Regions from separate parts of the Homo sapiens genome. Here all the other regions are linked to region 2. A link is a loop called in an ENCODE intact Hi-C map of the cell type or tissue named here. Cell type or tissue: heart right ventricle. All regions are shown on one strand.

Evidence for each region. A loop is a pair of places that touch in the nucleus more often than their neighbours do. Peaks named below come from ENCODE experiments on the same cell type or tissue, not always from the same donor. Only the 100,000 strongest peaks of a DNase experiment are listed, where the experiment ranks them.
Region 1: a loop joins it to region 2, with 2.5 times the contacts of the local background. A loop is called at or near these places in 9 of 110 quality-filtered maps.
Region 3: it touches region 2 in a loop (3-fold over the local background); 21 of 110 quality-filtered maps call a loop at or near these places.
Region 4: it touches region 2 in a loop (4-fold over the local background); 28 of 110 quality-filtered maps call a loop at or near these places.
Region 5: a loop joins it to region 2, with 2.5 times the contacts of the local background. A loop is called at or near these places in 27 of 110 quality-filtered maps.
Region 6: it touches region 2 in a loop (2.4-fold over the local background); 7 of 110 quality-filtered maps call a loop at or near these places.
Region 7: it touches region 2 in a loop (2.5-fold over the local background); 23 of 110 quality-filtered maps call a loop at or near these places.

What each region holds. Positions count from the first base shown.
Region 1 is chr16:74,896,559-74,900,558 of GRCh38, forward strand. All of the region lies in intron 18 of WDR59 (WD repeat domain 59), which reads right to left. Among named protein-coding and RNA genes, the nearest start is that of WDR59, 87 kb to the right of the region's middle. In heart right ventricle, no CTCF peak of the experiment used is centred here; a DNase peak (open chromatin) is centred at 2,287.
Region 2 is chr16:75,109,353-75,113,352 of GRCh38, forward strand. ZNRF1 (zinc and ring finger 1) reads left to right here. Exons shown (of 5, transcript NM_032268.5): 5 at 1-1,642. LDHD (lactate dehydrogenase D) reads right to left here. Exons shown (of 11, transcript NM_194436.3): 9 at 3,482-3,572; 10 at 3,250-3,361; 11 at 2,512-3,169. The coding sequence ends at 3,004. Among named protein-coding and RNA genes, the nearest start is that of LDHD, 5.4 kb to the right of the region's middle. RefSeq lists an enhancer at 1,935-1,984. In heart right ventricle, CTCF peaks have their summits at 2,064 (motif pointing left) and 2,268; DNase peaks (open chromatin) are centred at 669, 1,479, 2,059 and 2,762; H3K4me3 peaks cover 2,905 bases; H3K27ac peaks cover 4,000 bases.
Region 3 is chr16:74,860,841-74,864,840 of GRCh38, forward strand. No RefSeq gene overlaps it. Among named protein-coding and RNA genes, the nearest start is that of FA2H, 88 kb to the left of the region's middle. RefSeq lists an enhancer at 2,138-2,277. In heart right ventricle, CTCF peaks have their summits at 2,098 (motif pointing left) and 2,297; no DNase peak of the experiment used is centred here.
Region 4 is chr16:74,707,326-74,711,325 of GRCh38, forward strand. No RefSeq gene overlaps it. Among named protein-coding and RNA genes, the nearest start is that of MLKL, 8.5 kb to the left of the region's middle. In heart right ventricle, CTCF peaks have their summits at 2,276 (motif pointing right) and 2,485; a DNase peak (open chromatin) is centred at 2,286.
Region 5 is chr16:74,811,512-74,815,511 of GRCh38, forward strand. No RefSeq gene overlaps it. Among named protein-coding and RNA genes, the nearest start is that of FA2H, 39 kb to the left of the region's middle. In heart right ventricle, CTCF peaks have their summits at 1,788 (motif pointing right) and 1,989; a DNase peak (open chromatin) is centred at 1,750.
Region 6 is chr16:74,903,218-74,907,217 of GRCh38, forward strand. WDR59 (WD repeat domain 59) reads right to left here. Exons shown (of 26, transcript NM_030581.4): 18 at 730-883. Among named protein-coding and RNA genes, the nearest start is that of WDR59, 80 kb to the right of the region's middle. In heart right ventricle, no CTCF peak of the experiment used is centred here; no DNase peak of the experiment used is centred here; H3K4me3 peaks cover 654 bases; H3K27ac peaks cover 1,094 bases.
Region 7 is chr16:75,042,874-75,046,873 of GRCh38, forward strand. The region is part of intron 1 of ZNRF1 (zinc and ring finger 1); the gene reads left to right. Among named protein-coding and RNA genes, the nearest start is that of ZNRF1, 46 kb to the left of the region's middle. In heart right ventricle, no CTCF peak of the experiment used is centred here; DNase peaks (open chromatin) are centred at 328 and 2,298; H3K4me3 peaks cover 271 bases; H3K27ac peaks cover 4,000 bases.

The sequences.
Region 1 (4,000 bases), 210 kb before region 2:
CGGGAGGCAGAAGTTGCAGTGAGCTGAGGTCGCGCCCCTGCACTCCAGCCTGGGCAACAGAGCAAGACCCTGCCTAAAAAAAAAAAAAAAATTCACAATTTCCTGACCTTTAAAACAAACCTAATAAAAGCATATTATTAATTAAGATTCATATGCCCAAAGCAGTTCATTTGCAAAACAGACTAGCCCATTTGAAATTGACAAATGACACAAGTCCAAGTATACAAATGTTTGACTGAGGACTTACAGTATCAGCTCCTGCTCCTGGATTGCTCATTCTGTGCTAGTATAAGCCTCACTTACGACAGCTCTGTGATGAGGGATACTACTTCCACTTTACAGATGAGGACATGAGGCTTACTCTAGGTCACAGCCATCAGCGCTGAGATTTGAACACAGGCCTGTCAGGCTGCTAAGCTCATTCTTGTTAACTTGATTTTCAGTATATAATTTTATATTAAAAACTAATAAATAAATTCTAAGCTCCCTGTTAATATGGAAATTGCTTGGTCCATTTTTTAATGGATCCATTTCTGCATGAAGGAGATTGGCACTGGATTCCAGCGATGCCTGTCCAGCTCCACCCTTCTACGATGACTCACTTCTTTAGTCACTTTCTGTCAGCATCGTGACTCTGTTCTGCTCAGCCCAAGTGTCTACTGAAGATCTGCAGTTCCTGCAGCTACATGGCTTCATAGCGGGGCAGGCCAGATTCAGACCAAGATGCTGCATTTCAGGCCGGGCACCTCACAGTGTTTAGGCTTTGGGGTTTGTTAGGATTAGGCACATTCAGACAGAAGAAAACTAAGAGTCTAAAGAGATGTCTTAGGGACTCTTCCCCCATTTGCAGCTTTGGGTTACAAAGATCGGTAGAAACAAACCTACGTGACCCATCCATACTTGATGCAAATATAGACAGTGGTCTTTGCAACTTTTTGCAATGATTCTTCAATGAATTATGAAAATCACAGTCTGTGTTTCCTGGGACTTCTTGAGACACCAGGCTTCTAGGTCCTTCTGTTTGATCCGTATTGGATGGATAAGAGGTGCTTTATGAAACCTCACTCAGCTGCCTTTAAGCCTGCCATAAGGGAGGTTCCCCAACAAAGGATCACCCTAATTAGAGTTGCTACCGGAACCAAACTGTAAAAGCAATTACGGGACAGTGCTGTAAATTTTTTTAATCCAGCAAGAAATAACTGCAAAACATTGTCAAAAATCTCTAAGGGGCTGCAAAATACTGTCACTGTCGGTTTTTTATAATGTGTTGGTTAGTGGTTTTTAAACATAAATATCTCCCCTTCAGGCTTCAGGGGTCACTTGGTAATCCTGCCTGCTGGCCAATTACTCTGGGGATTCTAATTTAACGAGGCTGTCTAGCTGGAGAGGTGAAATCTCAAATCAGGTCAGATACTAGTTGGGGTCTTAGGCCTTTGCTGCTAGCTAATGAGTAGATGGACATCTTTTCAGGGTATTTTCCCCAGTGCTCTGGCAATAAGAACCACTCATGTTCCATCCACTTCTCTCCTAAGAAATTTTCCCCTTAATATCTTGCTGGCAATGTTTGGAGTCTCTCTTGTCTCTGCAACTGCCAGGTAATAACATATGGATTTCTTTTATGATCCTCTGGTTCCAGAGCATACTGACACATGAGGCTAAGGTGTGGTTGATCTTTCTGCACTGGGGAAGGGCGCCATGGTCTAAAAGCCCCTGATCCTCCTGCATTGCTCCAGTCCCACTCTGACGGGCTTAAATATGGATACCTCTCTATGCAGTAAAGTTAGTACCTCTGGGAGGAAAAGGATTTGATCCTTTCAATGCTCCATCAATAGAAAATGTCCTGTCCCCACAGATTTCATGAGAAGAAATTGAGGGAAAAGAGACAAAGCAAGACAGACAAATTATTACATGATGAGCACCAGGCTGCCCCTCTGAACAAACCAAGAAGGTGTTCATGGAGTTATGGCAAAGAGGACAAGGAAGAACGGAGTGGGGTGGGGGTTGGGGGGCAGGAGGGAGGCATTGGTGCAAATAGCACTGAATGACAACCAATAGCCAGCTTGCGACTGTACCACCAGTGTTACTGCTACGATCAGAGGCAACATTGATGCCAATAAATGGGTTGAATGTAAAAGCAGCCCAAGAATAAGCCACCAACTGCTTCGCAGAAACCCCATTAGCAATGCATAATCCGCAGAGCGGGCAGGGAGTCTAAATGAGTCCCTATTTAAATAGCAGTGGGAGCAGGGACTTTTGGACAATCAGTGGAAATTCAGCAGTCGGGTTGGCTGGGACAGGCTTTTGGAAGGTGGCCCCGTTGGTGGCTCCACCTACAAGTTGTTGGCAGCAGTGGTACTTGCTAATCGGGGCTTCTGATTCCAACTGGTTTTCTATGACAAGGCTATAGGATGATTCCCCTGAATATTCTTTATACCAAATGAAATTTATACAAAGCCTCACGGCTGCCTTGCACAGCGTGAGGTCACCTTGGCACTACTGAAACATGAAGGGATGGGAGAGGAAGACAGAAGAGGGGAAATGGCCAATAGGAGTAAGAAAGAAAGAAAAGGAAAAGAGGATGTCCACAGCGGAGGTTTTACTGTCTACACAAAATATTGATGGTAAGGAAAAAAATTTGTTTCAGAAACTTCCCAAAGGATAAAAGCTAGCTTCCGTGTTATGCCAATGAAGCAGGTGGGCACCTCCCTCTGTGAACTAGACCAGGACTGTAAAAGCAGAGACAAAATAGTGGAAGCCTCTTATATCTTCCTCTGCTCCCCCCATGCCAAAGGTAGGCTTTTGAAAGCTCCAAAAAATTACACAAATGCTCCAAGTGAAATTGGGTAAGCTAACGGCTTACAATCAGGGTTCTTTCCAAGAAACCCAGCATTAACTTTCCTTTGCCAAAAGAGTCCATTCAGGATCCCTGACAATATTAGCCATTTGAAACTCTGTGATTGGACAAGGAGGCAGCCCTTGGTGTCTGAACTCCCCCAAGCAAAAAATTGACTGTTGCTGGTCCTGAAAACAGCTCGCCTGTCATTTCAGGTTCCTCAAAGCCAGGCAGGTGGCATTTTATTCTTGGGCCTCGGGTAGAGACAGGATTAGTTAAGGAGAGCATTTGCACAGCGCACAGTACCGGGAAGTCGTTAATTGCTTGTATGGACCAACGCCGCCGGGCAGAGCGAGGAGACATCTGTGCATGAAAACGTTACACCCAGGAGGAGGGAAGAAAAACACCAAGAAAATTAAAAGGGAAAAATATAGAATAAAATGAAAGCTTCCCACACATCCGATGGATTCCAATGTACCATAATACACTGTACAGTTGGGATGGGAACGACTAAAAAATCTGAACCTAAGCACAGCGGAATTCGGCTTCCCTCACCTCCCTCCCACCCCATCACACTCCAAACACAGCTTCAATTTCATTGTTCTTTTAGTCACATTTCAAGGTATATGGAGGCTGACATCAACACAGTTCTGACAAAGGAACTACAAATAGGTTTGAGGAACACTAACACACACTGAGATCATTGTGCAAGTGGAGAAATAGGCAGAAGCCTGTTTTCCCCTGTAGGAGGTAAGAAGGAGAACATATATTGAGAGCACATACTCATTCCTAAAAAGAAGACATTCTTGAATAGGCTCAATACCAAATTTTTTCTGGTAAGTGTTTGGGGGGTGATGAGGGAATTGGGTGTCTTGACATTGGGCCTGCAGGACTATCTTCAGAGTGACACCATGGGGAAATGGGAACCCTGGAGAAACGGGGGGAAGGAAGGGGCTAATGCTGAGGAGAGACCTTCTTGAAAGCACCTTTGCTAACAATATGAGTATCTGTTTACGGAGATCAGAAATTATTCTATTAACTTAAAGATCTCTCTAGTTATTTACATGAGAGCTATTTTAGTAACATAAACTAAAGCAAGAGTGGGAGGTTGCAACAATGTTTAAATGTATGCAAGGCAATACCTAAAGCTTATCCTAAGTTCTGGGC
Region 2 (4,000 bases):
GCTCTAGAGGGAGACGACTCCACCGCCTCTCTGCTCTGACCCTTCTCAGGCCCGCCTGATGTGCTGGACCATCCCCCTGCTGCCACGGCCCCTGGCTCCGCAGTCACCCTCCATCAGATGCTTCCAGAAGCACCTACTCTGTGCAAGGGCATTCACAACAGGCCAGTGGGCAAACGTGAGCCAGGGCCAGCGGAGAAACACTAAAGAAGACTCGGTGGTTCAGAGCCTGGGTCTCAGCGCGGGACCCGTCTGGGGTGAAGACCTTGGGGCTGTTGTGAGTCGGTGGCAGGAACGTGGGCTCTAGACTGTGCATTCAGGCTCTCCTACTTGGCAGAATGATCTTGGGGAAACGACTTCATCTGAACTTCAGATATTTCACATGTGAAGCGGGGACAAAACCATGCAGCTCAGAGGTCCCTGTGGGGGCTGGGGGAGCTGCCCTGCAGGTCTTGGCACATGCACAGCAGGCTCCCCATAGCTTTGTCACCACAAAGGGCACTGTTCTATTCACAGCACCTCCTGCTTCTGCCTGGCAACTGTGTCTCCCTGTGCTATATTTAATTCCACCAGCAAAGCTGGCGAGGCAGGGCCCAGCCCTGAAGGAGATCTCCTTGCCTGACCCCTGGACCTGGAAATGGAGGCTTCATGTGCCCGCCTTGGCGGCTTAAGCCTGCTGCTTTGGCAGTGCCATGGGTGAGCCGAGCAGCTGTGAGGTGGGTGGGGCAGGGCTGTAGCCCACGCCGGGTGCTATTCCAGGCTCTAGGGGCTGGTGCTCATCCCCACCCCCAGCGACTTCCGTCCTACCTGGCATGCTGCAGCCCTCTGCCGGCTGTGGTGTCCTCTGAATTTGGACCCAGGTTGCCTGCTCTTGTTGTGGGGGTGGGATTGGGGCTGTCTGTGTTTCCCAGGTGGAGCTCATGTTTGTGATCCTCTATCTGGACAGCTCTCCAGAATCCTGTGTTGCCCCTGTTCTGCCTTTCTGGGATGGGAGAGAAGGTGAGGGAGCCGGCGAGCAGGTTCTACCCTCTCTGCTAAGGGCCTAGCACACTTTGATGAGGTTCCTGGACGTGAGACCCTCACAAAGACCAACCATTCCTCTAATAGCCATTTAACGGTACTGCAGTTCATGGGAAAATGTCCTCATTCTTAGGAGATAGATGCTGGATTATATAGGTGAATGCCTTCAAGAAATGTGTAATTTAATTCCAAATAGTTCCCCCCAAAATACACAAAGCAAATAAGGCCAAAATGTTCATTGTTGAATCTGCAGTGGCTGGTATTTCAGTGAACAGTGTACTTGTTCTTTCAACTTTTCTGTATGTTTGGAATTTTTCTTAATAAAAGATTGTGGGAAATGGTCATTTGCTGAGCGCCTCCTAGTTGCCAGGCACTGGAGGGCGCATCAAAGAAGAGTCCTACCCAGGAGGGAGAGCGCAGCTGCTGCAGGATTCTCGCCTGGAAGAGTGGGTGGCTGGCTGGCTGGCTGGAAGGGGAGGGGCGAGAGGGCTGTCTCGGTGATGAGCACACGCGTGCTGGGGTGGTTTGGGGAGAGGGCTGAGATTTGTCACCAGTGAGCCCTTGGCACGGTCTCTGCTCCCCACCAGGGCAGCACGGGACAGAAACGTCACGGAGGAGTAGCCTCCAGGCTCAGGTTGGTGTAACTGCTGTCGGCTGGAGCCCAGTATTAGCACGGAGGAGGGGTTCCAAGAACTGAAGTTGGACTGGGGCGTCTCAGCGCAGCTGCCTCTGCCTAAGGCCTAGCAGCCTGCCTGAGCACTGACAGCTGATGGGAGGAGGAGAGGGGCGGAGGCCAGGGAGGGCGTGGGGTGTGACATGCCTCTTTCCAAAAGGGACCGAAGGCTAGAGGGGCAAGGAAGATGAGACAGCACTGCAGGTTCCTGGGACCTGCAGGGGATGGAGGACTAGCTTGGCTTCCAGGCTGCCAGGACTTACCTGACCCTAGGAGGAGGTTTGCCCAGGGCTGAGTGCCGCAGGCCCTGGGCAGAGGAGTCGTGAGCTGCAGATGCCGCGTGGTATCTGAGCTTCATGATTTCGGGCGCCCTCCTGTGGGCTTAGGGGGGAACAACTGCCAAGGTCTCAAGACGGGCTCCGGCCCAAGACAGGGGCAGGCCCTCGGGTGGACAGACCTTGAGGGCAAAACAGCTGGTGGTACGATACATCACCCCATGAAGAGGTGGGTGCAAAAATAGTCTCATCTCTGTTTCTAGAGACGTGGCAGCTGCTGAGGAACACATTCAGTGTGTTCAGAGGCCCGGTTCAGGCCCAGTTGGGGAGCCCATCCTGAGTGACATGTGCCGTGGGCAGGTCCTCAGCTCTGAGGCGGAGTAGCTGGGACAGGGACCTGGGTTCCTTTCCGAACCCTGAGCACCAACCTCCTCCCCAGGCTATAAGAAGTCAGAGGACAGCCCCAAAACAAAGGGGTCACTGACCAAAGGACAGAGACCCTGGAGGGGGAGGGGAGGAAGTGCTGCCTGCTGACTTCCAGGTAGCTGTAGGTGGGTTTCAGGTTTATTACAGATTTATTGGGGGAGGCCCCAAGGAGAAGACCTATCATCATGTCACGGGAGCTCACGTTCCATACCAGGAAAGGAGTGTTCCTGTCACCAGGTGAAGGGGGAAGGGTCCTGGGACCCCGGCAGTGGGAGGCCTCGGGGAGGGGTGTCATCAGAGTCTTGAATGGACCCAGACGCTCTCTTCCCGCCAGGACAGGATGCGTAGGAGCAGAGAGGAAGCAGCTTTGCTGGGAACCACCCTGGGTCGTTTACTGAACCAAAGGCTCCTGGGGCCAGCCAGAGGGCCAGGGAGGTAACACGGTGCTCAGGCTTCTCTCTGGGCCCTCTGGCCTTGGGCCCAGATACAGTGGGCTCGCTGGCAGGAAGACTGCCTCAGCATCTATTTCCTTGCAGGGGCCGTGGCATGAAGAAAAGTTCCAGAACCGGCTCCGTAGTCAGGGAACTTGTGGGCTAAGTGCTCAGACCCCCTTCACAGCACTTTGCCTGGATTCATGAGGCCTTGGGGGTCTAGCACGGCCTTGAGCTGCCGCATGGTCTCCACGCCCACGGCGCCCACCTCCTCCTGCAGCAGCTGCCGCTTGCCCATTCCGATGCCATGCTCCCCCGTGCACGTTCCGTGGAGAGCCAGTGCCCGCCTGGGGGCAGGAAGGAGACATCCTCAGGGGGCTCCCTTTCCTCTGCCCTCAGCTCTTCCCCTCCCTGGCTTTGCTCCTACCTGCCCAGCTGTTCTGCAAAAGCCTTGACCCTGCCCAGTTCCTCGGCGTCATCAGGGTTGACCAGCAGGATGCAGTGGAAGTTGCCGTCACCCACATGCCCGACAATGCTTCCTGGGGGCCCAGAGGACAGAACTATTCTCCAGCCCAGTCCTCCTCTTGCCTCCTGCTGCCCCAGGCTCTGATCAGCCCTGACACCTCCCCACCTCTCCCCAGCAGCAGGGTGGGCAGAACCTGTGAGTCCTGAGGCATTCAGATCCTCCTTGGTCTGCACCACGATCTCCGGCAGCCGGGAGATGGGCACACACACATCCGTGGAGTAGCCCTGGTCAGAGGGAAGCCTATGAGTTACCCCTGCCTGATTGGGTGTACGGGGTCACCGTGGTCAAGGCTGAGGATGGGTCGGAGGGCACTGGGCTTCAGCTCTTGGCCTCACACAAGGAAATAATCCTGCTCTTCTCTAGGCCTCAGCCCTCACCTCCCCCCGACACAACACAGGAGACCAATGGCCCAGGTGTGCTTGCCACACCTCCCCTGTGGCTCCCACCCCCAAGCCCCAGGCTGCTGAGCCTTTGCATAGCTGCCTGGAGCCCAGACTTCCCTTCCCCAGGTTAGGCTAACATCCCCCTCTCTATCATCTCTTCCTCCAGGAAGCCTTCCTTCCATGTACAGCTCCCAAGAGCACCGCACCGTTCCCATGACCTGGCTCACAGGAAGGGCTTTTGAGGGCTTAGCAGACAACTGTGCTTTCCC
Region 3 (4,000 bases), 250 kb before region 2:
TGCAGTAATTCTTTTTTTTTTTTTTTTTTTTGAGACGGAGTCTTGCTCTGTCGCCCAGGTTGGAGTGCAATGGCGCCATCTTGGCTCACTGCAACTTCCGCCTCACAGGTTCAAGTGATTCTCCTGCCTTAGCCTCCAGAGTAGCTGGGATTACAGGCGCCTGCCACCAAGCCCAGCTAATTTTTGTATGTTTTAGTAGAGATGGAGTTTCTCCACGTTAGCCAGGCTGGTCTCGAACTCCTGACCTCAGGTGATCCACCCGCCTCGGCCTCCCAAAGTGCTGGGATTACAGGCGTGAGCCACCACACCCGGCCAGTAATTCTTCATTGTATATAGTTTTCAAATTTGTTACCACCTTGCCCATCCTTTGAACTCTGTCCCTCTAACAATGTCCTAGAATTGAACGCAATGATTCACCAGTGGGTTAATAAAGTAGAATAAATGGGGCTATTTTTCTCTCTCCATTCAGTGAACTATGAGATTTCATTGACCTTTTTGATCATAAATGCACATTGTTGCTTCATACCAAGCAGTTCGCTAAAACCTCTGGGTCTTTTTCATGGGAACGCCCTCATCCTGCACTTCTACAGTTACTTCCAACCAACTGGAGACTTTGCATCCATCCTTCATAAAACCTTTTTTTTTTTTTTGAGACAGAGTCTCGCTCTGTCGCCCAGGCTGGAGTGCAGTGGTGCAATCTTGGCTCACTGCAACCTCTGCCTCCTGGGTTCAGACGATTCTCCCGCCTGAGCCTCCCGAGTAGCTGAAATTACAGGCATGCATCACCATGCCCAGCAAATTTTTGTATTTTTAGTAGAGACTGGGTTTCACCATGTTGGCCAGGCTGGTCTCGAACTTCTGACCTCAGGTGATCTGCCCACCTCGGCCTCCCAAAGTGCTAGGATTACATGCATGAGCCACCGCACCCACCCCCTTTGTAAAACTTGTCTTTTCAGCCTGGATCTACGACCATCATTTGTTGAGATTTTTTTCATCTGGATTCGATGCAATTATCCAGCACATGAATTACCTATCTTATCTCAGCTCTCTGGCTTTGACCCATCTGAAATAGAAGGATAAACACAGTCTGTGAACTGTCCCCACCATGGTAGCTACACATTCTTGCCGTTAAAGCAACGTGATAGAGCAAAAGAAGTCAGGCTCACCTATAGGAGAGCTGGGTTCCAATCCTAGCTTTGTTGTTCTTCCTGCGAACTGCGGCAAAAGTCTCTGAGCTTTATTCTCACAGAACTGTCAAATGAGCTGTGTCTCTGATGGGGCTGGTTTGAAGGTCAACGGTGAAATACACAGAAAGACATGAACCTGGTTTCAGCTCATTGTTTTTATTTTTTTTATCTTTTATTCCTTACTTCAGTTCCACCTTTGAACTCCAATGCTGGACTCTATGTTGTTGGAGTCCCCCTACCACCTTACTGACCAAGCTCCTGGATTTGATGTGACCACATCCATCTTCCTTATTTATATGTGCACTGTAACTATGTTTCTCATTTTAAAATGTAATTTCAGGCCGGGCACAGTGGCTCACGCCTGTAATCCCAGCACTTTGGGAGGCCGAGGCGGGCAGATCACCTGAGGTCGGGAGTTCAAGACCAGCCTGACCAACATGGAGAAACCCAGTCTCTAGTAAAAATACAAAAAAATTAGCTGAGCATGGTGGTGTGTGCCTGTAATCCCAGCTACTCTGGAGGCTGAGGCAGGAGAATTGCTTGAACCCGGGAGGTGGAGGTTGCGGTGAGCCGAGATTGCGCCATTGCACTCCAGCCTGGGCAACAAGAGTGAAACTCTGGTCAAAAAAAAAAAAAACAAAAAGGTAATTTCATGTTAATGTCAGAGCTCTGATTTCAGCAATAATGTGTAAGACACATTCATGACCAACAAGGTGAGAGGCAGGATTTCAAACGGCTTTTCTGATGTTACGTCTGCTCAATCATTGCATCAACAAATCCAGAATGAATTATAAGTGAGCTGATCTTTCATTTCACAACTAGAGAAGTGAGTGTAGACTAGACTGAATTAACCCTTAACCTTATCTACATTTCAGATGGTGACGCGCTCACCTGCACTAGGTCTCTGCTGCCACCTAGTGTTAATAATTTCTCAGCTTTAAAGATGTCAATGTTCAGGAAGAGACCAATGTTCTAAAAATTACACCTTCAGCTCTAAAAATTACACTCCGAGCTCTTGCAGCCGTCTCTTACGGGATTTCCAACTCTTTCAAAGCTTTTTGTGGGAAAAACAAGAAAGAGCGTATCCTCTATTTATACTGCACAAGCAACCAGAAGCTTGGGCCAGTTAATGCTGAAAGAACTTTCAATCCGGAAGCACCCAAGGGGGAGAGAAAATGCTCTCCCGAATGGCAATTCAGGCCTATGACAGCAAAGAGCTGAGTTCAGTGAGAAAAGAGCTGCTATTTCTATTCCATTGTTTTTTTCATCCTTTATATTTTATCTTGGATTCACGTAGCAAAATAAAGTCAGTAGTTAGAGATTGTGTTGTAATTTATGTTGCTGTCAGAGAAAAAATATTTATGATAGAAGAGGAGCTTGGTCCTCATGTCTTTCTTTGTTTTTTTTTTGAGACAGAGTCCCGCTCTGTCACCCAGGCTGCAGTGCAGTGGCTCAATCTCGGCTCAGTGCAACTTCTGCCTCCCAGGTTCAAGTGATTCTCCTGCCTCAGCCTCCTGAGTACCTGGGATTTCAGGCACGCACCACCATGCTCGGCTAATTTTTTTGTATTTTTAGTAGAGATGGGGTTTTGCCATGTTAGCCAGGCAGTCTCAAACTCCTGACCTCAGGCGATCCACCCACCTCGGCCTCCCAAAGTGCTGGGATTACAGGCGTGAGCCACCGCGCCCGGCTGTGGCTGCGGTTTTCTTACGTTTTCCAGTTAGCCCACTGCGAAGACAGCTTATCCATGGGCCTTCCCATATGCTAATAGGCATTCTCCCTGATGGCATTCTCCCTGACGGCAGCAGTGGGATTTTCTGATATCTGGTTTGGGAAGACATAACCAGTCCCCTGAGATGAGTTGTGTATTTCCAAAGTGATGGCGAACACCATGGTTGTCCGCTATTCCTGAAAGTTCTATTGCTTTTCAACCACAAGTGTAACTGGAAAATAATTACCACTACCATAAGGGAAATATATAAAAAGAACTCAGAACACAAACTAGATGATACGGCTTGGCTCTGTGTCCCCACCCAAATCTCATCTTGAATTGTTAATCCCCATAATCCCCACGTGTGGAGAGTGGGACCTGGTGGGAGGTGAATGGATTGTGGAGGTAGTTTCCCCCACGCTGTTCTCGTGATAGTGAGTTCTCATGAGATCTCATGGTTTTGTGTTTGACAGTTCCTCCTACGCACACACTCTCTCACCTGCCACCACATAAGATGTCCCTGCTTCTCCTTCCACCATGATTGTAAGTTTCCTGAGGCCTCCCCAGCCATGCAGAACTGTGAGTCAATTGAACCTCTTTCCTTTATAAATTACCCAATCTCACGCGGTTCCTTGCAGCAGGGTGAAAACAGACTAATACGCTTTATGCTCATTATTTAACATCAGAAGTCCCTTCTAGTAGTGGCAAACCAGGCCTGAACTCAGTCCCACTGAGTCTACCAGCTAAATATCTGATTCTTTCCCCTTCTCTCCGTTGCTACTCCTTATCAAAAAGAGTTTCACTCACGACTGTTACTCCCTTTACTCAAAGGAAACACAAAAATTTTTACCATGACCCACACAACGAGCTCCTAGTTTCTTTGCTTGTCAGGCAAGGGAGCACACACCATGCATGGCTCTGCCAGAAGACACAGCAGCTGGGGTGTTGGTGTGTGTGTCAGAGGGTGAGTGTGCTAATTAAGGATCAATTCCTGCTCTCTAGGTGGGACGGAATGAGTCTATAAGCCCCTGTGCAATTCGTTAAAACAAGTCCCACTGGCCAGGTGTGTGGCTCACACCTGTAATGCCAGCCCTTTGGGAGG
Region 4 (4,000 bases), 400 kb before region 2:
CCTCCTGGCTCCCATTTCATAATTTTTAAAAACATGTTTTTCCATAATAAAATTTTTGGATGTATTAATAGACCCAATAAATGTAATCTTTTACAAAATGTAAGCATCAAAGAACACACTTGTATTTATATTCAGTAATTTTGTTCATTAAAAAATAATATTTTTCATATGGTTCATAAAAAATAATGTGTTCTTGTATTTCATTAAAAAATACTATTTTTTAATGAAACAAATTGACCCAGACATTTAACGAATATCTATTATTTTGTTTAACCTAACATAACTTCAAAATTTCAAATTACATGAAAAGTTCATTTATAGACATTTATCCTATTACATTTACCTAAGTTATTTATGTTTTTTTTTTCAAGACCTCACTCTGTCATCCAGGTTGAAGCGCATTGCCGCAACCTCGGCTTACTGCAACCTCCGCCTTCCTGGTTCAAGCGATTCTCCCGCCTCAGCCTCCCGAGTAGCTGGGACTACAGGCATGCACCACCATGCCTGGCTACTTTTTATATTTTTAGTAGAGATGGGGTTTCACCATATTGGCCAGGCTGGTCTCGAACTCCTGACCTCGCGATCTGCCCGCCTTGGCCTCCCCAAGTGCTGGGATTACAGGCGTAAGCCACCGTGCCTGGCTAGTCTTTGGAATTTTACCTGCGGGATTTTTTTGAGGCCTGAATTGAAGATACATTTCTCCATAAAACAATTTTAATTGCTTCCTCTGAGAGCCTTGTGGCTCCACCAACCGGGCTATTTTACATCACAATTTTGGCTTGAGGTGTTTCAGATCACCCGGTTTGCACGAATTCAGGCTTCAGACCTCAGTGAGGACTCTCCTTGTGGCTCTGCATCCTCAGCCTTTACCCACTCCACGCAGGAGATTTCACTTGCAGTGCCCTGGGGAGGTGGGTTTCCTCTTGGTTCACTCTTACATTGAGGATATGACCCTTTGGGGTCTGTAGCAAACACATCTGTTCCTCCTCATCATGCCCCCTCTGTCTGCCTCTGGTCTTAGCCTCAATTGCGGTGGAAGGTTCTGTGTGAACTCTGTCTCAGCTTTCATTTCAGCCACAGTTCCAGTGGCTAGCTCCTGCCTAACAAGCTCATACTCAACTTGTACTGATAGAATCCCACTACAAATGCATACCTCTATGTTCCTGCTTTTGTCCAAGGACTTTTGCCAAAGCCAGCATCTGCTTGGCTTGCATGGCTGGGAAGTCCCTAAGTGAGGGTGAATCGATGTCACTGAAGACAGTCCTCACCCATAGGAGTGGAAGCTGGTGATAAATGCTCCAGCCTCCTGTCCTATTGGACAATTCCGATACATTTTCTCTGTGCTTCTCAAGATGCCCTTACAGAATCTGTAGGAGAACCTCACATACTCAACCTTACACTGCTCCTCCAACTTCTCCCTTTCTAGACCTCCCTGGTTCTCGCTCTTTATTTCTGCAATCACCTCCCAAATAGACTGCCTGCATCCATGTGCTTGTTTTAGGTTTTGATTTTTGTTTGTTTGTTTGTTTTTTTGAGACAGAATTTTGTTCTTGCTGCCCAGGCTGGAGTGCAGTGGTGCGATCTCAGCTCACCACAACCTCCGCCTCCTGGGTTCAAGAGATTCTCCTGCCTCAGCCTCCCAAGTAGCTGGGATTACAGGCATCGGCCACCACGCCCGGCTAATTTTGTATTTTTAGTAGAGACGGGGTTTCTCCATGTTGGTCAGGCTGGTCTCAAACTCCCAACCTCAGGAGATCTGCCTGTCTCGGCCTCCCAAAGTGCTAGGATTACAGGCAAGAGCCACCACGCCTGTAATCCCATTTTTAGGGAACCTAAAAGAAGATATAACCCCACTGCTTTTGCCAGAACAAAAATTTTTTTCTTCTTTTAAATTTCTTCCTCTCCGCTATAGGTGTCTGAGATGGGACAGACACTTATGAGATGAGAGTCCTGGAATTTTCCAAATTTTACATTCATCTTGTGGCATTCTTTATAGATAACATTTATTCATTGGAGCCTGGTGTGGTCTTTGGGCAAAACACCTAACTGTAAAGAAAACTCCAGTTGAAATTTTGCAACCATTATGGCTTTTTTGAAAGTTAGAACTATTCATATACATATTTCCAACTTCCTCTCAAAAATGGCAGATGAGTCAAGAATGTAAGTCAACAGAACGGGTAAATTGGGAAAGGCTAGAATTTTGAAATCACAGATACCTGCTTCCAAAACAGTCCCCGCGAGGGCAGTAATAATGGAGTAGGGCTGCATGCTGCCACCAGAGGGCAGCAGAGGCCGGGAACAGGTGGAGAGGCAAGGCCCAGTTATTCTTACCGTCTGAGATCTGATGCAGACAAGACAAGCATTTATTGGGCTCTGTTACAAGTTGGTCATTGTGCTGGGCACAATAAAAAATCACACAAAGTTCAAAGGCAGAGATCAGAGGTCAGAGCCAACGGGGGAGTGGAACAGAGCAGAATTAAGAGGGCTGTTCTTCAGATCAACTAAGGAACTCCCAAAGACAGCATGTCTGGAAATACAAACACAATACCAGAAATAAATATGATGGCTATTTTTTGGTCTGTTCTTGACCATGGAAGCTGGGTCATCCCTGGAGAATCAGGCGAGGCAAATTTGTAGGGCCACTGAGGGTCAGTCAATCTGCAGATTTACTTTATGCTGATCAGAATTTAAATGGCCCTCTTGGCTGGGTGTTGTGGCTCATGCCTGTAATCCCAGCACTATGGGAGGCTGAGCTGGGGGGATTGCTTGAGGCCAGGAGTTCGAGATCAGTCTGAGTAACATAGAGAGACCCTGTCTCTACTTAGAAAAATTAAAAAATTAGCTGGGCACGATGGCACATGCCTGCGGTCCCAGCTGTTTGGGAGGCTGATGTAGGAGGATCTCTTGAGTCTGGGAGGTCAAGACTGCAGTAAGCTATGATCGCGCCACTGCACCCTAGCGTGGGCAACAGAGTGAGAACCTCTCTCTATAAATAAATCAATAGCTACCTCCCTGAGCAAACATAAAACTTTTTTGGTTTAGTGTCTCTCCCACTGCAGGAATAAACACAATCCCACGTCACAGGTCTAGGCTTTTCCCATCAGGCCAGATGTGTTGGCATTTTGATAATATCCTGTGCTTGCTCTAACATCTAATCTTTGACTCTTACACTTGATGGCAAAATCCTCCAGCTCCCCTAGATGCTCACTGAGGTGGGGGCTGCTCCGTGAGCACTAACTGCTTGGGGATTGCAGGCCTCGTGGCCTTCCTGTATTTTGCCCTGCTGTGAAAACGCAGGCAATATGGCCGGGTGCGGTGGCTCACTCCTGTAATCCCAGCACTTTGGGAGGCTGAGGTAGGAGGACTGCCTGAGCACAGGAGTTTGAGACCAGCCTGTGCAACATGGTGAAACTCCATCTCTACTAAAAATACAAAAATTATCAGGTGTGGTGGCGCGCACCTGTAGTCCCAGTTACTTGGGAGGCTGAGGTGGGAGAATGGCGTGAACCCGGGAGGCGGAGGTTGCAGTGAGCCGAGATCGCGCCACTGCACTCCAGCCTGGGCGACAGAGCGAGACTCCGTCTAAAAAAAAAAAAAGAAAGAAAATGCAGGCAATTACTTCTGCACTCTCAAGTCCCTGTGAGGTGGGACTTGCTCTCTCTCCAAAAGGCCTTGTGGATACTCCCAACCCCACTGGACAGTTACAGCGGTGCAATGGGGAGCTCTGGGAGAATCTGTCAGATTTTCACCAATTGGACTTTTCATTAATAGGTGGGCTTGGTTTCGTGTTGTCACTTTTTTTCTAAATCTTCTCATTACCATGCTAGAAACTCACTTTATTTTTTGGCCTTTCTTATTAGTTTTGTTTTACTTCCTTTTTTTTTTTTTTTTTTTTTTTTTTTTTTTGAGACAGGGTCTCACTCTGTTGCCCAGGCTGGAATGCAGTGGTGTGATCACGGCTCACTGCAGCCGCAACCTCCTGGGCTCAAGTGATCCTCCC
Region 5 (4,000 bases), 300 kb before region 2:
AACTAATGTTTATCTTACATATACTGATTGATGTCTCATGTCTCCCTAAAATGTATAAAACCAAGCTGTGCCCTGATCACCTTGGGCACATGTCAGGATCTCTTGAGGCTGTGTCATGGGAACATGTCCTCAACCTTGGCAAAATAAACTTCCCAAATTAACTGAGACCTATCTCAGATATTTGGGATTCATAGTGTACAATATGTTTTGACATGTGTGTAGACTGTGGATTGACCCATCTCATATTACAAAATGTCCTTCTTTATCTCTAGTAACATCCTAGGGACACAGCATTATGCTGTTAGAAGCCATACTAGTATTTCATTTAGGTGCTCTGCATTATTTAGTGCAGAGGTTTGTACAAAGTTCTTATGTGTGAAGTGTTCTGTAGTTCTTAACACACACACACACATGCTTGCATTCTCACTTATTATCTTAGCTTGCCCTCTAAGCTACCAGATCTGTATTCAAATTCTTTCTGTCCTTTGGAAATCCTATGGGTAAGTCTTAAACAGAGCAACATATAACCCTGAGGGCCAAATCCTGGCACAGACCTCAAGACAAGTGCCTGCTGAGGAAATATGTCGTCCACACAATGAACTTGTGGGCAGGATGCCCAGTACCCAGACAAGATCACGGCCTTGCTCCTTCTATCTGCTACCACACCCAGCTCTGTAGCTTCCCTGAGCCCAACTACAAAAATAACCTGCCACTTATGCAGGGGGTACACCAAGTGGCTTCCCCACTGAAGCTGAGGAAGGAGAATCTCCAGATCCACTTGGAGGAAAGGAGAAGTCCTCCAAAATGCCCATTGAAAGTAGAGCCTATGAATAACCTGTCCCTCCCAGCATCCAGAACACCTACCCCAGGGCCTGGCCTGCATTGCCAGCCTCCCAAGGTGCGGTTATTGAATACTGAGAAGCTGCCAAGGACTCAGCCTCATCTCCCTCAGTGTTCTCCAAATGGTGGGATGATCTTCGTGTAATAACATTGAATGCCAAAGTTTAAAAAAGCCATCCCCTTTTCAGTTTTTTCCCCCAAGTCATTCCAATCATGTCAAACAGAAAGCCTTTGTTTGATGCTACTAAGTCTTTACGCCTAGCTGGAACTGATTAGCAGTAACAGAATTGTTTTGTCTTTGTTGTATTTGTCTTTATAGTTACCTTATATTTGTGGCAAAGTATACTGGGTTTTCCATTTGCGATAGGGATGTAAACTTTCCATTTTATATGAATTAATTTCAGGTAAAAAGTGAGTTCCTTAAAGAAAGTTATTGCATATTTAAATAATAATGGGGTGGCAAAATTCACGAGGGTTGTGTTGACTGTGCTCAGAAATCAAAGCTGGGCGTGGTGGCTCAGGCCTGCAATCCCAGCACTTTGAGAGGCTGAGGTGGGAGGATCGCTTGAGGCCGGGAGTTTGAGAGCAGCCTGGGTAACACAGCGGGACTCCATCACTACATTTATAATAAAAGAAAAAAAAAAGGAACGCCCCTAAATATGACATGGGTGAATAGTTCCCACCAAGTGATCCTGGCCATGTATGCCTGAACCCGAAGAGAGTTGCAAAGGAGGACATTTAAATTTGGGGCTCTGCCAATGTTCCTCCGTTTAGGGGGGCCTGGGAGCAGGTGTCGGAGTGAGGGCACAGGAACAGCAGCCCGCTGTCTGCGACACCTGGGCTGGCTGTGACACCTGGGCTGGGCCTGGGCCTGGGCCTCGCCAAGGCTGCGGAGCGCAGCGCCGCGCTTCACCACTAGGTGGTGGACGTACGCTCCCAGTATGAGCGGCGCTGACCCCGGGAGCAGCATGGCCCTTTGCAGCCCGAGCTGCTGGAACAGGCTGGGACACGCCTGCCCTCTCGCGGCCCCCTGCCCGAGGGGCCCTGCACACCCGGAGCCGGGCTTGGCGAAGTCAGTCTCAGACCCCCTCAAAACCAAATCTCAGAGCTGCTTGAGCCACAGGGAAATGAAATAACCCCTAATGGAGACTCTTAACCTTACTTTGTACACAGACTGGTTACCCTGTGGCGCTCCTCTCAGAATAACCTTTTTAAATGCGTGAACTAGATGGGAATAAATAACAAGATCTAGGAATTTGGAAAAAATGAGCACAAGTGACTTTTCCAGGTCACTGTAATGACTGTAATATGACATGAACATACCTTCCATTTCTATTGGCACTGCTAATACCACTATGGTTTATTTGCTGCCTGCATTCATAATTGAAGAAAATCCCAAGTATCACTTAAAGGTGAGTGAGAATAAGTATTTAATTATTTTCCTTTGCAAGTTCAGGGACCCCATAAATTCTATGCCCACGGTTAAGAAACCTTTAGTGTCTGGCAGTTTCCAGATGGGGCGAAAAAAAAAAGAAAAAAAAAAAAAAACACCTTAGTGAAAATCGAGGCAAGATGGAAGACATTTAAACAGCACAACAGACTTCCCTGTCCATTTCCTGTTTTGCCCCAGCTTTAGTGCTCAGGGTCTCCTCAGTATCCACTCTCTGCCTTGACCGTCAGGAGCTATGAGCAGCACGGGGCATGCATGATCGTAGGGTAAGTGGGGAGTGGGAGGGGGCTAAGATATCATCCAGGCTCAATTGTTCAGTTTCCAGACACTGAGACAGAGAAAGGAGTCGGCACCTAGCATCTCCTACTCATTCAGGTCAGAGCTAAAGATCCACGCTCCATACCCATTTCCCCATTTCAGCCTGGGGGACAATTGGGAGGGGACTGGTAAGCCTCCCCAAGAAAGTGACACAAACTAAGACTTGGAGGAGGCATGTGGATCTCAGGGGAAGAGCATTTTCCTCTTCCCCTGAGAAGAGGAGGCGTGGTGGGAGCCATTCACTCAGGTCATATATAGAGGCCTTGCTTTTTTTCTTTTATACAGAGATGGAGTCCCACTAAGTTGCCCAGCCTGGTCTCAAACTCAGCCTCAAGCGATCCTCCCACATTAGCCTCTGAAAGTTCTGGGATTGCGGGTGTGAGCCACCATGCCCAGCTGGACATTGCTTTTGATTTCTGAGCACAGTCAACACCACCCTCATGAATTTTGCCACCCCATTATTTTTATTTATCATCATTTTTTTTTTTTTGAGACCGAATTTCACTGTGTCGCCCAGGCTGGAGTGCAGTGGCGCGATCTCAGCTCACTGCAACCTCTGCCTCCCAGGTTCAAGCGATTCTCATGCCTCAGCCTCCCGTGTAGCTGGGATTACAGGCGTGCACCACCACGCCCGGCTAATTTGTGTATTTTTAGTAGAGGTGGGGTTTCACCATCTTGGCCAGGCTAGTCTTGAACTCCTGACCCCAGGTGATCCATCCGCCTCAGCCTCCCAAAGTGCTGGGATTACAGGCATGAGCCACCGCGCCCGGCCCCATTATTATTTAAATATACAATAACTTTAAGAAGAGGCAACAGCTGGTGCAGCAGCCCTGGTGGATAGGCCTGGCATGCTTCCAGAAGGAAGCCGTGTAGCTGAGGCGGAGTGAAGCATAAATGAGGTCGGAGAGGTAGCTGGAGACCCGATCTAGAAAATCATCCTCTTAGAAGGACTTCAGCTTTTATGCCGTGTGAAACGTGGACCTGGCATAGAGTTGCTGGTGTTTGAATGTGTCTCCCAAAAGTCCATGTGTTAGAAACTGTGCCCTCATGAATGGGTTAATGGATTAATGAGGATTCTGCTCTCATGAATGCATTCATGTTGTCACCATCAGGGGAGTGAGTACTCATGGGAATGCCTTTGTTATCAAAGTGAGCTCTCTCTTGCACATGCTTCGTTTTGCCCTCTTGCCATGTGGTGCCCTCTGCCATGTTAGGATGAAGGTAAAAGGCCCTCACCAGATGCTGGCACCACGTCCTTGGAATTCCCAGCCTGCAGAATTGTGAGCTAAATAAACTTCTTTTGTTTATAGATTACCCAGTCTGTGGTATTCTGTTACAGCAACAGAAAATGGACTAAAAGAGGGTTTTGAGCAGAGGAGGAACGAAATCTGA
Region 6 (4,000 bases), 210 kb before region 2:
TAAGGACTGAGTTTGTGCAGTGCTCAGTGGTAACTCTGTTTAAAACATCATGTCAGCTAGAAGTCTGTTTAAGCCAGACCTGCAATCTGTCAACACAGAAAGCTTTCTCTGCCAACTTTCTCTACATGGTTGGCACCAAGGGTTTCTGACAGCTTAATGATAACTACTTTAGGGACAATGAGTTATTTAAGAAACTAGGCACATAAGGACAAGCTCAGGTGATTTTTGTATCATCTGGTCCACTCAGATAGGTATTTCCATGTAGACTTAGTATAAAAAAAAAAACAAAAAACCTTTCAGACATTAACTTTAAGACTTCTCACAACCATCAAGTTCCAAATATATTGAGATCCCAAGACTCCAGAGGCATTCCTTAATTTGCTGAGAAACATCAGAATACCATGGAAGACTTGAAGCTAAGGTATTCTACCCTGAAATAATGGGAATCAACTCAGGGAGTGGAGATTACGAGTGGAGATTACAAGGACAAGGCTAAATGGGGAGTAAAGATTACGGACCATAAGAACGGCCCCCTGACCCATACACACACAATTTATAGCAGGTAAAACCAACTGAAAGGAACAAAGTAATGACTTTCTTGAACAAACTGATTACGAAAGTGAAAGGCTACAGGGTGATTACTAATCTAGCTGCTGCGCCAGGCAGGAGATGAGGAACAAGAATCCAGGAGAAGGGGTAAGAATCAAAGGCTACGGCTCTGGCACTTACCCGCTCCTTGTAGTAGAAGGAGCTGATGGAGACCTGCTCTTTCTCGCTGCGAGTGGGGCTCCCACTGTATAAACGAAGGTTCCCAGGGGCCTCTGTGCGGATCTTCATGGGCGCGATCAAGCCAGTGTGATAAGCAGACAAGGCTGAGAGAGATCTGTAGTTGAAAATGATAATTATCCACACTGGCTGCAGTCCTGTCATATTTCCAAGTGGTGCTATTCTTAGCACTTGATACCAAAAGGAGAAGACAAAATGAGAAGATGGAAACTCCAGAAAAAGAAGTCAATAAAACTTTTAACACTGAAAAATGCTTTATCTGCACAAGCATAGAATGCTTCTATGATTACAGACATAAAAAATTCAAAGGAATCTACAAACTACTAGAATAAGTGAATTTGAATACAAGGTCAACCTACAAATATCTACTATAGTTCTATCAATTAGAAACAAATATTTGGAAAATAAATATTTTAAAAGCTCATTTATAGTAGCATTAAAACACGTCAAATACCTAGGAATAAATTTAATTTTTGAAAATGTGCGTGAAAATACAAAATGCTGATGAGAGAAATTAAAGGAGACATACAACGATGGAGAAATATACCACGCAAGGATTGGAAGAGTCCATATTCTTAAGACATCAATTTTCTCTAAATTGATCTACAGAGTCAACACAATTCCAATCAAAATACAAGCAGGCTTTTTAGTAGGAACTAATAAGTTGATTTTATAATTTTATTGAAAGACCTAGAACAGCCAACCTGAACTAAACAAGAATAATATAATTGGAGGACTTGACCTATCAGATTTAAACACTTAACTATAGAAAAGTACATTATGAATGTAGTGTTGGCATAAAGGATAAATAGATCAAAGGAAAAAAGAGAGTCCAGAAAGACCACAAATATATGGTCTATTGATGTTCACCAAGGCATCAATACAAATTCAACAAAGAAAGGAAATCTTTTCATAAATGGTGCTAGAACAACTATTTTTCTCTACAAAATAAAACGAACTTTGACCCCTTAACTCACATTACATGCAAAAATTAATTTGAAATGGATCACAGACCTCAAATAAGGAATTTAAATCTATAAAGCTTTCATTTTTATTTATTTTTCTATAAAGCTTTTAAAAGAAAACACAAGGCCAGGTGCGGTGGCTCACGCCTATAATCCCAGCACTTTGGGAGGCCAAGGCGGGCAGATTACCTGAGGTCGGGAGTTCAAGACCAGCCTGACCAACGTGGAGAAACCCCATCACTACTAAAAATACAAAATTAGCCAGGCGTGGTGGCGCATGCCTATAATCCCAGCTACTCGGGAGGTTGAGGCAGGAGAATCACTTGAACCCGGGAGGCGGAGGTTGTGGTGAGCTGAGATTGCGCCATTGCACTCCAGCCTGGGCAACAAGAGCGAAACTCCGTCTCAAAAAATAAAAAATAAAATAAATAGGCCGGGCACGGTGGCTCACGCTCGTAATCCCAGCACTTTGGAAGGCTGAGGCAGGCAGATCACGAGGTCAGGAAATCGAGACCATCCTGGCTAACATGGTGAAACCCCGTCTCTATTAAAAAATACAAAAAATTAGCCAGGCGTGGTGGCGGGCGCCTGTAGTCCCAGCTACTCGGGAGGCTGAGGCAGAAGAATGGCATCAACCTGAGAGGTGGAGCTTGCAGTGAGCCAAGATTGCACCACTGCACTCCAGCCTGGGCAACAGAGCGAGATTCTGACTCAAAAAATAATAATAATAAATAAAAAATAAAAAAATAAAATAAAATAAATAAAATTAAAAAGTGATAAACTGGACATCATCAAAATTAGGACAATTTGTTCATTGAAAAACATTAAAGAGGGAGAAAGACAAGCCACAGATGAAGAGAAAATCAATACATACATCTAGCAAAGAATTTGCAACCAAAATAGATAACAACCAGAAACAAATAAGATACAGTTCCCCCAAAATGGGCAAAATACTTAACAAGCACATCACAAAAAAAGATACCCAAATGGTCAATATGCACACAGAAGCTGCTCGACATCATTCATCATCAACATGGAAATGCAAATTAAAACCACAGTGAGACGGCCGGGCGCGGTGGCTCACGCCTGTAATCCCAGCACTTTGGGAGGCCGAGGCAGGCAGATCACGAGGTCAGCAGATCGAGACCATCCTGGCTAACACGGTGAAACATGGTCTCTACTAAAAATACAAAAAATTAGCCGGGCGTGGTGGCGGGCGCCTATAGGCCCAGCTACTCGGGAGGCTGAGGCAGGAGAATGGCGTGAACCCGGGAGGCGGAGCTTGCAGTGAGCTGAGATCCAGTCAATACACTCCAGCCTGAGCGACAGAGCAAGACTCCGTCTCAAAAAAAAAAAAACCCACAGTGAGATACTAGGACACTCACAACAGAATGGCTAAAGTTGAAAGGACTAGCAATACCAAGTTTTGGAGTGGATACAGAGCAACCAGTGCTCTGAAACATTGCTAGTGACAGGGTAAATGGCACAACCACTGTGCACAAACTTTTGGACAGTTTCTCAAGTTAAAAATACATCTATCTGATGACTGAGGAATTCTGCTCCTCAGGTGCAGAAATTAATATACAAGTCTTTTTATGAACATATGTGTCCAGGTTTGCTCATAATGGCCGAAAACTGGAAAGGATGCAACTATCTATCCACAGGACAACGAATAAACAAACTGTGTTGCATTCATACAATGGACCTGCTGACACATGCAGCAATGTGGATCAATGTCAATAACATTAAGTTGAGCAAAGTAAGCCAGACATAAAACAGGTCATGCCGCACTATTCCACTTCAATGAAGTTCAAGAACAGGCAAAACTACCATGACAGAAGTCAAGAGAGTGGTGTCCTCTGGGTGCTGAAGGGCGGGGAAAAGGGACTGGGAACCTTTGTGGGTGAGGACAGTGTTCTATATCTTGATATGAGTGTTGGTCACCAAGCCATACACTTCATATTTGTGTATCGTAAACTATCTCAGTAAAGGACTGTCAGTGGGAAAACATTCTAATAGGAACATTTTCCCCTCCAATCCAAAGTCCAGATACAGTTATTCCTTCTTTCCCTTTGAGAATACAGGACTGTTTTCTACTCCAATAAGGAATCGGGTGTAATGTAGGTGTTCCCTAGTACTGAACCCCAGTTCCCATGGGGCCCAGGTCACATCTGCCCAGGTTACTGCAGAGATTGGCCACCTCTTGGCAAAACAGCAGTGTCTGCTCACACAGTTCTCTCATCCAGTTC
Region 7 (4,000 bases), 66 kb before region 2:
GGCCTGCTGTACACCAATGCTTGATGTATTAGCGTTCTTCCAGGTTTGGCATGTTGGGTTTAACAGCTAGTGGGAACGCAGGCCAAGGCCAGCTCCGGGACGGTAAAGATGACCCTTGAGTGCTTCCCTTGGTGTTATACTTGGTGTCATCCCACCTCCTTGTCTCACTGGTAGTTGGCACTCCAAAAATACTTGAATAGAAGTGGGAGACTGTCTACAATAAAGAACAAGTTGAGACTGATGCATTTATCATCTCTCCTCTTTTTGAGCCTCCTTTGTTTTAAAGCCGTATTTATACCAATGAGTTTCTAAGCAGCCTGGCCAAGTCTGGTTCCCTCAGCCCTGAGCTGTGGCCAGCTTCATGGTTGATTGCATTTATCAGATTTTTTTCACCTGTTCTTGCCTAAGCCTGTAACACATTATCACTGAAACCAGACATGGTTTTATCTTTTCAGAAGCTTGTGAGAGGAAACTGGTGCTTCCCTTCCTCAGTTTTACTTTAAGGAACATTTTTTCTCTTTCTTGTAAAATTTGGCTGTTCTTCTTTTACATTTTAGACATGTGTTTGTTTTGAACAGGCTGCCTTCCAAAACTGTACAGTTCTTATCTTCCTTCTACCTCACCAGGCCTTTTTGTGCTGGATTCACTCAAACCCAGCTAATACTTACAGAACATTTAACTATAATATATGCAAGGAATCATTTTCAGTCCTGATAGATACACAGAAATGGATAAGACATGGTTCTTGCCCTCATAGAGCTCACAATCTGATAAACTCTGATAAAAGAGACAGTATATGGCATATATACACAGGTATATATAGCATGTAAGAGACATGGGGGATCCTGGGTTGGGTGGAGTACTGGTTTTCCACGAAACCTGTTGCATATCAGGAGCCAGCCATTCTTGCTTTGTACTTTTTTTTTTTTTTTTGAGACAGAGTTTTGTTCTTGTTGCCCAGGCTGGAGGGTAATGATGCGATCTCTGCTCACTGCAACCTCCACTTCCCTGGTTCAAGCCATTCTCCTGCCTTGGCCTCCTAGGTAGCTGGGATTACAGGCATGCACCACCATACCCGGCTAATTTTGTATTTGTAGTACTGGCTAATTTTGTGTTTGTAGTAGAGACGTGGTTTCACCATGTTGGCCAGGCTGGTCTTGAACTGCTGACCTCAGGTGATCCACCCGCCTCAGCCTCCCAAAGTGCTGGGAATACAGGTGTGAGCCACCATGCCCAGCTGCTTTGTACTTTTAAAATGTGATCTTGACTTTCAGAATTTAAACTTTGGAATTTCTTAGAGTGGTTTAGATGTCACCTTCCCTAGGTGTAGGACAGATAGAGCTCTGACTTTCTTTAAAATTTATTTTATTTTTTGAGACGGAGTCTCTCTCTGTTGCCCAGGCTAGAATTGCACAGCTTACTGCAACCTCTGCCTCCTGGGTTCAAGTGATCCTCCCACTTCAGCCTCCCAAATAGCTAGGACTATAGGCATACAGGCATGCGCCACCATGCCCAGCTAATTTTTGTATTTTTAGTAGAGACTGGCTTTTGCCATGTTGGCCAGGCTGGTCTCAAACTCCTGATCTCAAGTGATCTGCCTGCCTCGGCCTCCAAAAGTGCTGGGATTATAGGCATGATGAGCCACTGCACCCAGCCATTTTTTTTTTTTTAAATAGAGATGGGGGTCTTGCTATATTGCCCAGGCTGGTCTTGAACTCCTGGCCTCAAGCGATCCTCCTGCCTCATAAAGTGCTGGGATTACAGATGTGAGCCACCATACCCAGCCCAAGCTCTTGACTTTCAGGCTTCCTCATCCTGTTGACTTCTCTGCCACTAATTTCACAAGGCAGTATGGCCATATTTTTAATTAAGTTATTTGATGGACATACCCCTTTCCCTTGGAAAAGGGACTGCGTTTATAACAAATGAACCATGAATGGAATTCTTAAAAGTGAAGTAACATAATATGTTAAGCAGCTTATCTGTTATTTAATATAATTCCCTAAGGAGAGCTTAGTATGGTGCTCTGTCACCCATGGGCCTATTCAAAGTGGAATTCCTTTCTCTAATGTTGCATAATACTTCCACCAGAAGAAGGAGGTGGTAGAGTGTTTGAAATAATTATTGTGTTAGCTGCTGCCCCTGTCCTTTTTCTGTAATGTGGGAAACAAACTTCGTCTTAGGATCTTCTGGCAGGTGTCCTGGTTGGATCGTGGGTGGTGCTTGTCCGGCTGCCTCAAGGATCCAGCCTAGGGACATGTTCTTTGAGCACTTGATGTGAGAGTTTTATTTGTTTGTTTGTTTTTAATTTAACCCACACCCATGCAAACTATGTTCCCCATGCCAGGACCAGAATAACCCTGGCCAGGGCTCAAGAAAAACCTAGTAACAGACCTAAAATTAAATACATGAACTCTGCCTGCCCTTTTGCATTTGCATTATGGTTTTTTGTTAGGTGCTCTTGACCATTTTTTTTCTATTAGGAAAAGGCTGGGAAGGAGAAGCTTGAGTCATTACCTTAGGCATAGAGAGGGGATGGATGAGCTGTGAAGATTACTACTAATAAGTAGAGGTGGGACCAGTGCAAATTGTGCTGGGTGCAATATTTTTTTTTAACTTAGCAATAAAGATGCTATGACAGTGTCAATCGCTGGCTTTATCTGAGCCATCCATAGTAATAGACTTGTTTGTTTGTTTGTTTGTTTGTTTTTTAAGAGACAGGGTCTTGCTGTGTTGCCCAGGCTGGCCTCCTGCCATGGCCATAGCATGGTCTTGACTTTGAGTGTGAACCTGCATCTGGTGCCAGTAAACCTAACTTGCTCAGCTGAATCTTCTTCTTCGTCTTTTTTTTTTTTTTTTTTTCCAGAGACAGGGCTAATTCACCCAGGCTGGAGTGCAGTGGCATGATCATGGCTCACTGCAGTCTCGAATTCCTGGGCTCAAGTGATCCTCCCACCTCAGCCTCCCAAATAGCTGGCACTACAGGCCACTGTGTCCCGCTGTCATTTAGAATTTAATGTTTGCTTTTTTTTTTATTTTTATTTTTGAGATGGAGTTTCACTCTCGTTGCCCAAGCTAGAGTACAATGGCACGATCTCAGCTCATTGCAATCTCCACCTCCTGGGTTCAAGCAATTCTCCTGCCTCAGCCTCCCAAGTAGCTGGGATTACAGGCACGCACCACCATGCCTGGCTAATTTTTTTTATTTTTAGTAGAAACGGGGTTTCACCATGTTAACCAGGCTGGTCTCGAACTCCTGACCTCAGGTGATCTGCCTGCCTCGGCCTCCCAAAGTGCTGGTATTATTACATGTGTGAGCCACCGCGCCCAGCCAAATGTTTGCATTTATATAGGCCTCAATGAGTTGGGTGTTTCATTTTGTGTTTTGTTTTGTTTGAGACAGAGTTTTGCTCTGTCACCCAGGCTGAAGTGCAGTGGCACGATCTCAGCTCACTGTAACCTCTGCCTCCTGGGTTCAAGTGATTCTCGTACCTCAGCCTCCCAAGTAGCTGGGATTACAGGCATGTGCCACCACGCCCAGCTAAGTTTTGTATTTTTAGTGGAGACGGGGTTTCACCATGTTGCCCAGGTTGATCCCGAACTCCTGACCTCAGGTGATCTGCTGCCTTGGCCTCCCAAAATGCTGAGATTACAGGCGTGAGCCACCACACCCAGCTGTTTTCTTCTATTATTATTTTTTATTTATTTTTTTATTTTTTTGAGACTGAGTCTCGCTCTGTCGCCCAGGCTGGAGCACAGTGGCGCGATCTCTGCTCACTGCAAGCTCCGCCTCCTGGATTCACACCATTCTCCTGCCTCAGCCTCCCAAGTAGCTGGGACTACAGGCATCTGCCACCATGCCCGGCTAATTTTTTTGTATTTTTAATAGAGACGGGGTTTCACCGTGTTAGCCAGGATGGTCTTGATCTCCTGACCTCATGATCAGCCCACCTCGGCCTCCCAAAGTGCTGGGATTACAGGTGTGAGCCACCACGCCCGG